Linked DNA regions of Mus musculus: region 1 is linked to region 2. A link is a contact called in ENCODE POLR2A ChIA-PET data. All regions are on one chromosome and are shown on one strand. Each heading gives the region's core, a stretch centred on a gene start or an enhancer-like site at or near the end of the contact. The rest is flanking DNA. Distances are from core to core; before and after follow the strand shown. Region 1 holds the start of Krt10 (keratin 10). Region 2 holds the start of Smarce1 (SWI/SNF related, matrix associated, actin dependent regulator of chromatin, subfamily e, member 1).

Region 1 (6,533 bases), core at 807-3,306, 160 kb before region 2:
ACTATTTTTAGTCCAATCTTAAGGTAGATTGAGGTTTTTATGTTTTTCTCCAGCACAGAAAATTAAAAGCTAACACTAAAGAAAACCTAGGAAAAACAAAACCCTAAACCCATGGCGGCCATCAGGAACACCGAGAGCGCTTTGCTTTCTCTTTTCGTCAAGTCCTGGGAGGGAGGCTTCACCTCTCTGAAGCAGCCAGGGTCTTCTTTCCCTCCTGTTAGCCTCCATTTATCGTACATGTTATCTTCACAACAATCAATTCCCACGCTCAGGGCTTTTTTGTTTCTTTCAGCTGCTGCCCTACTTGCAGGTTCTGACAGGTTGGAGGAGTGGAGGAGCTGCAGCCTGGCGGCAGGAACCCGCAGCTCACAAGCAGCGCCTCACCAATACTGGCAGCCAAATCCCCTTTCCCTGCAGATTCCTGTAGCCCCCGTTCTATGGAATGTGCAGCTACAAACTTCATTTGAAGAAGCAATTACTAATGGAACCCTGTCAAGTCCCTGGGTTTTCAATATTTTTCCCATTTCCATGCTCTTTCTGTTTTGCTTTTTCCCCATGGGGAGAAGCAAGTGGTGAGATCTGGAGCCTTAGTTCCTCTAACAGCAAATCTACCATGGGAGAGAAGGAATATGCAAGGTGGAAGAGTAGAAAGCTGACAAATCTCAGACTCAAGCAGGCTTCCAACTGCGGTTCAGCCAGCTAGCATTAGGAAAAAATCACTCCATTTCTTAGCTTCACCTTCCTGACAAAATTGAGACTGTAACAGCTAGCCCTATCAGTGCATTGTTCTAGAGATTTTTAAATTGACCTATCTCAAAAAAGCATTACATAATTCTAAAACATGTGTGAATCTATACATATAACTATATATGTGATATATTTTAACAAGAGCAATGTCATAGCCTATGGGTAGTTATAAAATAAATTTATGTCATGTAAAGTCCCAATTAAATACTTCCCTGGATACTGTCCCACTGAAGTCTGAGCACAGTGTATCCAAGGGAAATATGTTTTTCTTGTTTACTGAGAGGGGAAATCTAGCTTGGAAACAGAAGTACAAGTCTGTCCTAAAAGTCCTGAACCAAGTGCCAGTCTGTAACCTAAATTTATGTAGCTACAAGAAAACTTTTCGTGCAATAAACCTCTCTTTGTAATCAGCCCGGAGCTTAAGGCACTTCAGGTTAGTTCCTCGGTTCTCGTGCTTAGAATCCCTGCCCCATGCTCTTCACAGGCACCCGTGCTTAGAATCCCTGCCCCATGCTCTTCACAGGCACCCGTGCTTAGAATCCCTGCCCCATGCTCTTCACAGGCACCCGAACCATGAACTGAAAAGTATGAAGCAGAATAAGTTCATGGTTTTGTCAAGAATTTAAAGATTCCATAGTCATTCCTGTGTACAGTTCCCTAAGCAAGAAATATGAATATACTCTCAAGATACATATATATAATCTCTTACGTATACGTGATATATCCCATATATTAATATATACTATATATTATATGTACACATATATATTACATATACATACATATAATTTCCTAAATCTTGCTTCTTAAATGTGGCAATTTCTTAACACTAATAGTTCACCATATCCTATTTTTTACTTACTTCAAGATCCTTCTTACAGCTCAATTTCAGCACACTTGCTACTTACTGCAATTCGCAAAGCTATCTAAAACAGGAATTTGAAAAATCCTTATTTCAACTACAATTTATAAGCAAAGTTCTTTTACTTTTTGAACCTAGCAAGTACTAAGTACAAGCTAAATTAACATTAGAAAATTAGATTTTTAATAGTTACTCAATGATCTTCAAAAGGTAAAATGTACTCATGTGAACTCCACCCATTCTCAGTTTCAACATAGCAAATTTCCCATCTGTACTCAGGGCAAATTCAAAAGCATTGAAAAGGTATTGGTTATTACTGAAGATAATTTATGCAATCATAAGCCAAAGATGCTATGCTGGCAAAAAGAAAACCATGCAAGTAAGCAAAGCCTAGCACCTGTGAGACACGCCCTCTCAGTATATAAAGGCTCGGCACTGTCCTTGGTAGCAGGCACTCCCTGGGCTACACTACACCACCATGTCTGTTCTATACAGCTCCAGCAGCAAGCAGTTCTCTTCCTCCCGCAGTGGAGGAGGAGGCGGTGGTGGATCCGTCAGGGTTTCCAGCACCAGGGGCTCTCTTGGTGGAGGGTATAGCTCAGGAGGCTTCAGCGGTGGCTCTTTTAGCCGTGGGAGCTCTGGGGGAGGTTGCTTTGGGGGCTCATCAGGTGGTTACGGAGGTTTTGGAGGAGGAGGCAGCTTTGGGGGAGGCTATGGAGGAAGCAGCTTTGGGGGAGGCTATGGAGGTAGCAGTTTTGGGGGTGGCAGCTTCGGTGGAGGTGGCAGCTTCGGTGGAGGCAGCTTTGGTGGCGGTAGCTATGGAGGAGGCTTTGGCGGTGGTGGATTCGGAGGAGATGGTGGCAGCCTTCTCTCCGGAAACGAGAAGGTGACCATGCAGAACCTGAACGACCGCCTGGCCTCCTACATGGACAAAGTCCGGGCTCTGGAAGAGTCAAACTACGAGCTGGAGGGTAAAATCAAGGAGTGGTACGAGAAGCATGGCAACTCAAGCCAGCGAGAGCCCCGGGACTACAGCAAATACTACAAAACCATCGAGGACCTTAAGGGGCAGGTAAGGCGCTTCAGACTCCGGCTTTCCATCGTTCCTAGGCATGCAATGCAGAGGAAGCTATGCCAAGTGTGGCACAGCTGACTGCTGTCTCTTCCCTGTTACCTTTTCATGTCTAGTGTAACCAGGCCTCATCAAAGATATTTATGGCAATGTGTCATCTAGCATGTGTGTTGCCTGTCGTCCAGGATGACAGACTACTGAGAACCTTATAGGTTTTAACACACATATGCGAGTTCACAGTTAAAATAGGCTAGGTCATACATAAGTGTGGGAGCTAAGATAATTTTAAATGAGTATGTTACATATATGCATATATATGTATAGATATGTATAAATTCACCCCTAGAAGTATTTATAACAAGTTAAACAGATACAAACATGAGTCACTCAAAAGTTAGCTGCAACACAAACAAATCACATACTATAAAGGAAAGGGTCGGCTGCAGGAATAGTACAATCCCAGCCAGTGCTCAAAAAGCAACCATAGCCATAAAGGTCCTGAAAGACCTGAGGGGAAGTATGGGCAAGTCTGGGACAGTCCATGTTTAGTTTGTCAGAGAACTATCTAAAATGCAACTCACCTATGCTAACCTGAGAAGCCAGAAGCCCACCTGATCTTTTCAATAACGTGTGTCTCTCCCCTCAGATCCTCACCCTGACAACTGACAATGCCAACGTGCTGCTGCAGATTGACAATGCCCGCCTGGCAGCTGATGACTTCAGGCTGAAGTAAGCTATGTGGATGTGGTGCACACACAGCAGGGGCTTCCAACAATGCTCCTGGATGCCCACAACAGCTTTTACACTCTCCTGAACTCATCTGGAGTGAAACAGTGCTAAGCTGTTTGTTTTTTTTTTTTAATTTAATTGTCATATCTTTTGGGCAATCGTTAAAGGAGGGTGTGTTTTAAAGTGACAGCTTTCTTCAAATCAAACTATATTAATTAATATTCCTACATGAATTCGTGTATTATGAATGTTGCCATGACATGAAACCAAATCTGTATCTGCACTGTAGTCCGTGTATATCCAGGTATACCGTCATCCTCCTGTATATTCAGTGTTTGTATCTTGCTTGCTTCAGATACGAGAATGAGGTGACCCTGCGCCAGAGCGTGGAGGCCGACATCAATGGCCTGCGCAGGGTACTGGATGAGCTGACCCTTAGCAAGTCTGACCTGGAAATGCAGATCGAAAGTCTGAACGAAGAGCTGGCCTACCTAAAGAAGAACCACGAAGAGGTGACACAAATTTACATAATTACATTCCCCCCTTTTAAAGAAAAAAAAAAAAGCTCATCTGGGTCGTGGTGTACTCACTAATTAAATCTAACTGCTCCTCAAACAGGAAATGAGAGACCTTCAAAATGTGTCCACTGGTGATGTGAATGTGGAAATGAACGCTGCCCCAGGGGTTGACCTGACTCAGCTGCTGAACAACATGAGAAACCAATACGAACAACTTGCAGAAAAGAATCGCAAGGATGCTGAAGAGTGGTTCAATCAGAAGGTAAACTAGCCAATCACCCTTCTTAGTGAAGCCCATGGAGCTTTTCTTAGCATGCCCAAATGGTCTCATCTTTTCCCTATTTTTTTTTTTTTTTTTGATCCTCTAGAGCAAGGAACTCACCACAGAAATCGACAGCAACATTGAACAAATGTCCAGCCATAAGTCTGAAATCACTGAATTGAGACGTACTGTTCAGGGTCTGGAGATTGAACTACAGTCCCAGCTGGCCCTGGTACGTTAAATCTTATAACCTGGCTTCTATTTTATCCTGCAATTGTTCATGCTAAAAATGACTTGGGGGCAAGAAATTAGAATCGAAATTGCAGCTTGTGGGCGTGTGGGGGGAAAAAAAAGAACTGCTCACATGGAGGCAGTCCTGCTCAAACTTTGGCAGTGCAGCCTAGCACGAATCCTAATTTACTTTCCTTCTACGAGGTCTTCCTGAATCCCATGTTTCACCTTAATAAACCCTTCTTCTCAGAAACAATCGCTGGAAGCCTCCTTGGCAGAAACAGAAGGTCGCTACTGCGTGCAGCTCTCCCAGATTCAAAGCCAGATCTCCGCCCTGGAGGAACAGCTGCAACAGATTCGGGCTGAGACCGAGTGCCAGAACGCCGAGTACCAACAACTCCTAGACATCAAGACCCGACTGGAGAACGAGATTCAGACCTACCGCAGCCTGCTAGAAGGAGAGGGAAGGTACATCGGAAACCTGCAAAAATCCTCCACCGCTTTCCTTCAGCACTGCACATAGCAAAGCTTGCCCAAGCCCAAGGAAAAGCCAGAGGCGGGAAGGGGAGCAGGAATGGGTTTAGGAATTAGGGCTGTGTGTATGAATATCCGTTACGAATGGCTGGAAACTAATCCACAAACTTGACTGGATTATCAATACTGCACTGGAGCGCGACCTGACGCTCCCACATTAGAAGTGGCCGCATTTGACCTCCACACTTTCTTTAGCTCCAGCGGTGGCGGCGGCGGACGCGGCGGCGGCAGCCACGGCGGTAGCTACGGCGGAAGCTCCGGTGGCGGAAGCTACGGCGGAAGTTCCGGCGGCGGCGGCAGCTACGGCGGAAGTTCCGGCGGCGGCGGCAGCTACGGCGGCGGAAGCTCCGGGGGCGGTAGCCACGGAGGCAGTTCCGGTGGCGGCTACGGCGGCGGAAGTTCCAGCGGTGGTGCTGGTGGTCACGGCGGCAGTTCCGGTGGCGGCTACGGCGGCGGAAGTTCCAGCGGAGGCCAGGGCGGAAGCGGAGGTTTCAAGTCTTCCGGTGGCGGCGACCAATCATCTAAAGGACCAAGGTCAGCTGAAACTAGCTGGGGTAATCTGAAATAGTTTTAACTTTCTCCAAAGGTTTTGTTGCTCTTGAAACTCAAGAGCTGATTTTTAAAACAATGAAAATCTCGAGTTAGGTTTTCATTTGTGTTTTTAATAACCCTATAGACATCAGTATTTGAAAATGTCATATACAGCTTAGATATTTTTTTTCCAGAACTTGGAAAGGTTATAATCTTCCTTTTGTAATAGCTTGTTAGTAGTTAGGATTCCTACAAATCTTTTCACCTAAATTCTAATTTATTTTTTATTATTCACAGATACTAACAAAACCAAAGTGATCAGGACGATTATTGAGGAGGTGACACCTGAGGGTAGAGTCCTTTCGTCTATGATTGAATCAGAAACCAAGAAACACTTCTATTAAGCTGCATAGAAGAGTCTCTTCATACGGGCCACTGGACAGACGTGTGGAAAACATAAATGTCCAAGAAACACTTTTGTCTTAATGGTCTGTGGAAATAGGTTCACTCCTTGAAATTAAGGTCTAAAAGGTGTTTTGTGGTTTCTGTATTTCTTCTTTTCATCTATCAGAAAGTGTTCTTTTGTGGAGAAAAAAGAAGAAAACTTTCTCACTTACTTATTAATTTCTCATTTACTAATAAATTTCAATAAACTTTCTTACTGATGCAAACTATAAAAATCTGTCAGAATTATTATTTAGTTGGGTGGGTGTGCTTGGACCAGTATGAGTACTCTGGGTGAAGAAGTCCATAATTGCCCGAAACTTACATTTCCTAAAGATACACAATGAGTAGAGAACTCCCAGCTCTCTGGCCGTAACTTGTTTCAATCTTGGAAATTTTGAAATCATCTCAAATAAGATTCCCAATATAAAAAGAAGTTTCACATTCTCTTTATTTCTCACATTTTCTATTTTCTTCCAATTATGATATTGCTTCTTAAATACTACTTATGATACATCTTCCCACCGAGCTTCGACAAAAGTCAACCAGCCCAACAGAAATTCTCAAAATTGTTATATACCCAATAAAATTATTTTGTGTCTG
Region 2 (6,408 bases), core at 1,833-4,332:
GCTGCTCACCATCTGCAAAATGAAGTGTGAGTAGCGTGTGCTATGGGCCTGAGAGGAAAGAGTCTATGAACTCAGAGAAATAGTCCTTGCAGTCATTTCTGTGAGCTAACAGCATAGTACTGCTATCTGAGCTAAGAGTGCCTGCAGAACTTGATTTTAAATTGTTCAAACTGTAATAAATAGAGATGTAAAATATATTTGTGAATAAGTGAAAAATTGTTGCAAAGTTGTTTTCTGGTTTTGTTTTTAATTGTTATTATTTACTTGCTATACATATATGCTTGCACCCCAGAAGGAGGGCATCAGATCTCATGACAGATGGTTGTGAGCCACCATGTGGTTACTGGGAATTGAACTCAGGACCTCTAGAAGAGCAGCCACTGCTCTTAACCTCTGAGCCATCTCTCTAGCCCCATTGCAAAGTTTGTTTTGTTTTTTAAAAAACAACCTAAATTTGTTTAATGCAGGTACATTTACTTTGAGACCTTAAATAGTAGATATCTGTTTTACGACATTTAGATATTTTAGGCTTTTTTTTTCCTAAACAACAACAAATAAGGAGTACAAACCATTGGCCACTGTTCTTTGTTCTCAGCTCAAGTATCATCTAAGGGCTACAGCTATATTAGCATTTTAGTGGGGCCTTCAAAGCCCACCCTCCTCTCCCCCTCCCTCCCTCTCCACATGTGTGTATATATGTTGACTAGTAAATATGCTTTAGCCACAAGGAACTTACATTAGTTAGCTTTTAGTGTAATCCAGAGGTTTAACGTTCCCCTTTTTCATTACTCCAGGTTGCCTTCAGCCTGACTCACTCTAGTTAGTGAGTAAAAATGAACGATGCTGTTCTTCAATGTTACAACAGCATATTAAGCACTTATTCTTGAATAAGCGCCTGACCTAAAATTGCATCCTACACATTAAATGTTTCTTTCAGGCTGGGGGTACCGCAAGGTGGCAGAACTTCACCTAGCACATAGGAGGCACTGGGTCTGGACCTCAGGGAAAAAAAAAAGGGAGGGGGAGTATTCATCATTAAATGCTGCTACTTTATTAAAGCTTTGACTGCAATCATATTAGCCATTGTACTGGTTACTGCATTATGCAACAACAATTACGATAAAGCGATACATTTAGTGCAATCTACTGCAGTGTTGGGACTGGGCATTGTGAATTAACAGCTTGCTAGAGAAGTTCCACTGTGTGGCTATTCTGTGTGTAACATGCAGTACTTGAATTTGTAAATGAGTTTTGTTTGCTTTGAGGCATTTTAAAATCAGAATATGAATTTACCAAAGTAAATGATGCCACCATAATAAAAAAAAATTTAAACATGAACTCTAAGGCTTCCTTGTATTTGGGTTCTCCTATTTCAAAGATGTCTGTGCATGGTTAAGCCAAACAAAGCTAAATCACTTGAGGAAGACAGCTCCAGTGATAGGAGATGAAGGGTTTAACTTGGTTTCCAAGATAAATTAAGGATTAAGTTTTAAAATCCAGCTAGGTGCTGACAGTACACACCTGCGATCCCAGCTCGTGGAAGGCAGAGGAAAGATTTTGAGTTCCAGACCAGCCTGAACTACGTAGTAAGATCCTACAAACACACACACACACACACACACACACACACACACACGCATCATAACCATAATTATAAAATCCTATAATTCTGGGGAGATATAATAGTAGACAGCATTATTTGAAAAGTGCTGCAGGCCGGGTGTGGTGGCGTACGCCTTTAATCCCAGCACTCGGGAGGCAGAGGCAGGCAGATTTCTGAGTTCGAGGACAGCCTGGTCTACAGAATGAGTTCCAGGACAGCCAGGGCTACACAAAGAAACCCTGTCTCGGAAAACCAAAAAAAAAAGAAAAAAGGAAAGGAAAGAAAAGTGCTGCAGGACCTGTTCGGGACCCTGGATTCAATCCCTAGCGCCTCACAGAAGTAAAAAGAACAAGAAAGAATGCCATGCCGCTGTCCACTTAGAACTCAATCAATTCCCCTTTTTTAAGCCAATTTTGTGCCAGCCCTTTCCCACCACAGCATGCAGACACCGCTGAGTTTCAGAGAACTAACTGCCCAGCTGGGAATGGCACCTTGCAGCATGCATGCGCGTGCACACATGCTCCGGAGCACTGTGCCTGTACCCCCTTTTCCACCATTCCATAGTCCTTGCTAAGACCGGGAAGTAACAAGGCTGGAATTACTGGGCAGAGGAAGAAGCCACTGGATCCCTGCTGTAATTGTGTGGATCCTACATTCACCTTCTCTATGCTCTTTGTGTTAAAAAAAAAACATTTTCAGATCATTCCCTTATGCTATGCATTCATCTGAAAACAAAACAAAACAAACCTCTCCTTTAGTCTTTCCTTACAATACCGGTTCATTTCGATAATTTCACCAGAGTATGAAAATATTGGGCGATGGAAGAACTGGACAGTATTATCACTTATCACTTCTAAAGATACCTCACTTCCTGTTGTCACAACCAGGATAAGGGCCAACAGGTAGTCCCAGCATTCAGCCAGTTTCTCTAGATGCTAACATTGACCTTAGATAACCACAGATGCTCTGTTCATTTTTCCTCCACCGTGACGTGACCCACACTAGCCAAGTGTTCTCTACTTTGTATAATCCGCCAAAGTATTCGTTAATTAGTTTAAAAAAAAAATAGCCCTGGAATGGTCCAGAAAGGTGGCTCCACGCACACTCACTGAACAATTACATGTCTAGCCCTTAGAAATCATTGGTAATTATGAAATTGTCCGGTCCAGATGCCTAAAACTTTGTTTTCAAGACTTTCCAAGATAGCAGATGGCCCAATCCCATATAGAGGGTATCAGATACAGGACCGGCTTGGGAAAGTTCCAGGAGGGCATCACAAAGAAACACTGAACTGTTTAAAGACAAGCGAGGCTGAGCTGAACTGGCCCTCCTGGGAAGGGATGTGAATTGTCACAGGTATGCCAGCTGGAAGGAGTGAGCTGACATCTGAGGACCCTAGGCGCAGAAACCCGCCGCCATCACTCGACCTCTAGAAACATCTGGGAAAACTACAAAACTCCCGTGTTGCTTTTCGCTTAGGCGGAGGCAGGGGAGCCCCGCTGGGCGCCAGCAAGGACCTAAACGCAGCGACCCGGGTCCTCCCCGCCTACATTCTCCATCTTCTCCATTCATACGTCCATCAGCGGAGGACTGAAGACCAGAGCGAAGGGAAAAGCCAGAGTGCATGGTGTGTGGGAACTGCGTCCCACCCTCTCCCGGGAGAGGCTCCGGCGAGCCTTTCCCCTCCGGCGCCCGCCTCACGCGGCGGCGCCCACCGCCTCAGTGAAGCCCCGGGCGCGCAGTCTGCGCAGTTCCTGCCGCCGGGCCGCGAACCAGGGCCCGCAACGCGGCCCAGCCTTCTCCGCCCTCCTCGCCGTGACGAATCGGCGCCCGACTGGGACGGGATCCAAATTGGAAGACTTCTGAGGAAACCCAGGAGCCTGACGAAATTTTTTTTAAAAATCCTTGGCGCCCTAAGCCTCGCCGCGTGCTCACTGGAAGGGCTGTTCGTCTGCCGGGAGCCGGCCGCGGCCGGCAGACAATTCCCGGGAGCGTGTGGAAAGTGCGAGCGCGGAAGCTCCGGCGCGAGGGGCGGGGCGAGCGCGGGACAAAGGGAAGCGAAGCCGGAGCTGCGGGCGCCTGCTCGGCCCGCGGGTGAGTGTTTCCCAGTGGGCCCAACCCGGTCGGGGAAGGGTGGCGAGCGGTGGTGTTTCTGCTTGGCGGGACCCCGAGCTCCCGCGGGGTGCTGGGGTTCGGCCTCGGCTGCGAGGCGGGAGCTAGAGCCGGTGCGGCCTCGGTGAGGCCTAGCGGCGGCGGGGCAACCCCGTCCGGAACAGCTCCTCGGAGGCGCCGGTAGTCCCTTTCCGCGGGACTCCCGACGCCGGTGAGCACCAATGCACAACCCCCTGCAGGGGAGTTTCCAGAAAAGCTCGCCCTCCGCCCGCCACAAAACTCCAGGGAAAGGATCTCCGGAAACCCTCTGGGCAAGGCCAGCGGGGATCCTCACCCACCACGAAGGTGGTCGTCCCCCCCCCCCTTTGTTTATTTTTATTTTTTATTTGGTTCAGGCAGCGACTTAAGGATTCCCGGGGTGGCCTGGAGTGAAGTCTGAGACGGTGTGGGTTGGGTTTAAACCCATCTCTGACAATTCCGGGTCTCTGGCCTTAGACACTTAATCGCCCCGAGACTGTTTTCTTCCTTTGTAAAATGGGGACAGTCATACGCATCGGGTAGGGTCGTTGTGACTAGTGAGTAAGACTGTGTTATAAGCCTGACCAGTAAGGTAATTAATTCAATAAATACAGAGTTGCGTCCCAGGCACAATGGTTAGATCCACTCACTACTAGAGTTTATATGCTTAGCCCGGGAGAGCAATCATTTGTAAGTATTAGCAGTGAAGTGTAAGGTACCAGGGACCCTGTCACAGTTTCTGTCGGGGCTCCCCACAGCAAGGCCTACTGGGTGTTGATGGAAGGAAAAAAAGAGATGAATTGAAAAAACTTAGCTATTTCCACATCAGAAACTCTTACCTTGATGATTTGAGGCACTTCCTTAAAATGAAAACTAGGAGAAAAAAAAGTGTATTCACCATCCTTCTAAAAATAAGTTTTCATCTCTTATGCATTACCATTTGTGGTCTATGTTGAGTAAGGAACAAGCTCAGATATGTCCATGTTTCGAGCTGGCCATACTAGGACCAAATTTATGAAGACTTGAGCTATGTTTGAATAATACAGTAATAAATTAGACCATCCCTCCTCTCTTGCAAGGCAAAACCTAGCACATTCACATGTTGTTGGAGGGAAAGTGCCGCTGGTCTTTGTAAGCCATGTAGGAATACAGAGACGAGATATAATTTATTCTGTCCCGATGATGTATCAAGAAAGTACCTGAGATAATTTCTGAAATGAGCTGTAAAGGAACAACATGTGTCCTGTAAGTAGCCTCAGAAAATTGTTCCCGGCTCTTATGAAACTATTTACCAACAAAAGAGAATGTAAAGTTTGTTATCATACTGACTTACCTTTCACACTGCCTCCAGGAATAAGACATGACTCTGTTTCAATGAAAGATGTTCCCTAAATAAGGCAGAGCTTCTAATCAGGGGTTGTCAGTATCTGGTAGGCCTTGTTGGGGTCACCCGGATAATACATCACATTCTATTGTCATTATTTTTTTTTATCAGTCTAAGTAATCGTTTGCATGGCATCAGCAAAATGTTTTCCATACAAGACGCTGCTCTCAGTATCATAAGCAAAAACCTAAAAATCCATCTCTAATATAACTCTAAATTTCCCAGTAATTTATTTTCATCATTTAATTCTGATCAATCAAATGAATGTAAGAACTAGTTAAAAATATGCAAAAGGCTTGATTACTAGCAATTAATAGTGAAGTAATTTTGCTCAGAAATACCAAACTACCCTATTCTTTAGGAAAACATTCTCTTATGCTTGCTGAGTTTTGATTCTCTTTTTTTTTCTTTTTTTTCTTTTTTTTTATTTTAGTGTCTCAGATTCATTCTTAAGGAACTGAGAACTTAATCTTCCAAAATGTCAAGTAAGTTTCAATTTTTATATTTATCAATCTGTGTTAATACGAGACTAATGCCCTAGCAAATGGGAATTCCAAAATACTCTCATTTTTTTTTTTCTTCAAAGCAGGACCATTGGTAGTTTTGTTGCATAGTATTATATCTCAGTTGTTTACAAGAAGTTATTTATTTTCTTTCAAACAGAAAGACCATCTTATGCCCCACCTCCCACCCCAGCTCCTGCAACAGTAAGTTTTAATTTTCTTGTTAATGTAATAGCCAAGTCTGGCCTTGATACAAAAACCCAGATGTCTTCCACTGACAGTCACTCAGTCATCACAGCCACAGGATAGACAATTCAGCTAAAAAACAGCACTTCCTACCAAATAAAATAACTCCTTTCATCCTACCTGAGCCAAACCCAACACTTAAAAATACATACTGTGAGCTTCCAGCCTCCTGTGCTCTTTGTTTCCTAACGGGACATCAGTGAAACACTCCGTTCTTGCCGTTTTTCCCTGGTGAAGGGTCTTTCCGTTGATATTGAGTAAATGCTCGTTCTGGCATCCTTTATTCTTTTTTGTTGTTTTTAAGCCTAACCTTCAACCGGTTACATTTTCCTCTCACCGTAAGGGCTGGGTAGCTCAGTGGCAAGGCACTCACCTAGCGTGTCCTAGGTTGGAACCCCAGCAACACGACTTTTTTAATTAAACTTTCTTGTCAGCATATAAAAATTTCACATTAAATAAAGTTTCTTGTTCTAAGGATAGTTACGCTCATAAGTCTTATTTTAAAGCTGCTCAGGCCAGGGTTTCGTTACCCATGGGTCAGC

What was found. ChIA-PET counts read pairs that join two places held with the same protein, here RNA polymerase II (POLR2A).
Region 1: POLR2A ChIA-PET joins it to region 2 with 17 read pairs in Patski. The contact joins the promoter of Krt10 here to the promoter of Smarce1 in region 2. POLR2A ChIA-PET finds 5 or more read pairs at or near these places in 2 of 5 experiments (Patski and embryonic stem cell).

What each region holds. Positions count from the first base shown.
Region 1 is chr11:99,384,887-99,391,419 of GRCm38, reverse strand. It overlaps Krt10 (keratin 10), which reads left to right and starts at 2,056. Exons shown (of 8, transcript NM_010660.2): 1 at 2,056-2,681; 2 at 3,328-3,410; 3 at 3,766-3,922; 4 at 4,029-4,190; 5 at 4,297-4,422; 6 at 4,672-4,889; 7 at 5,151-5,489; 8 at 5,784-6,166. The coding sequence starts at 2,088. The coding sequence ends at 5,790.
Region 2 is chr11:99,227,691-99,234,098 of GRCm38, reverse strand. It overlaps Smarce1 (SWI/SNF related, matrix associated, actin dependent regulator of chromatin, subfamily e, member 1), which reads left to right and starts at 3,082. Exons shown (of 11, transcript NM_020618.4): 1 at 3,082-3,697; 2 at 5,551-5,602; 3 at 5,781-5,824. The coding sequence starts at 5,596. It overlaps Krt222 (keratin 222), which reads left to right. Exons shown (of 6, transcript NM_172946.3): 6 at 1-1,338.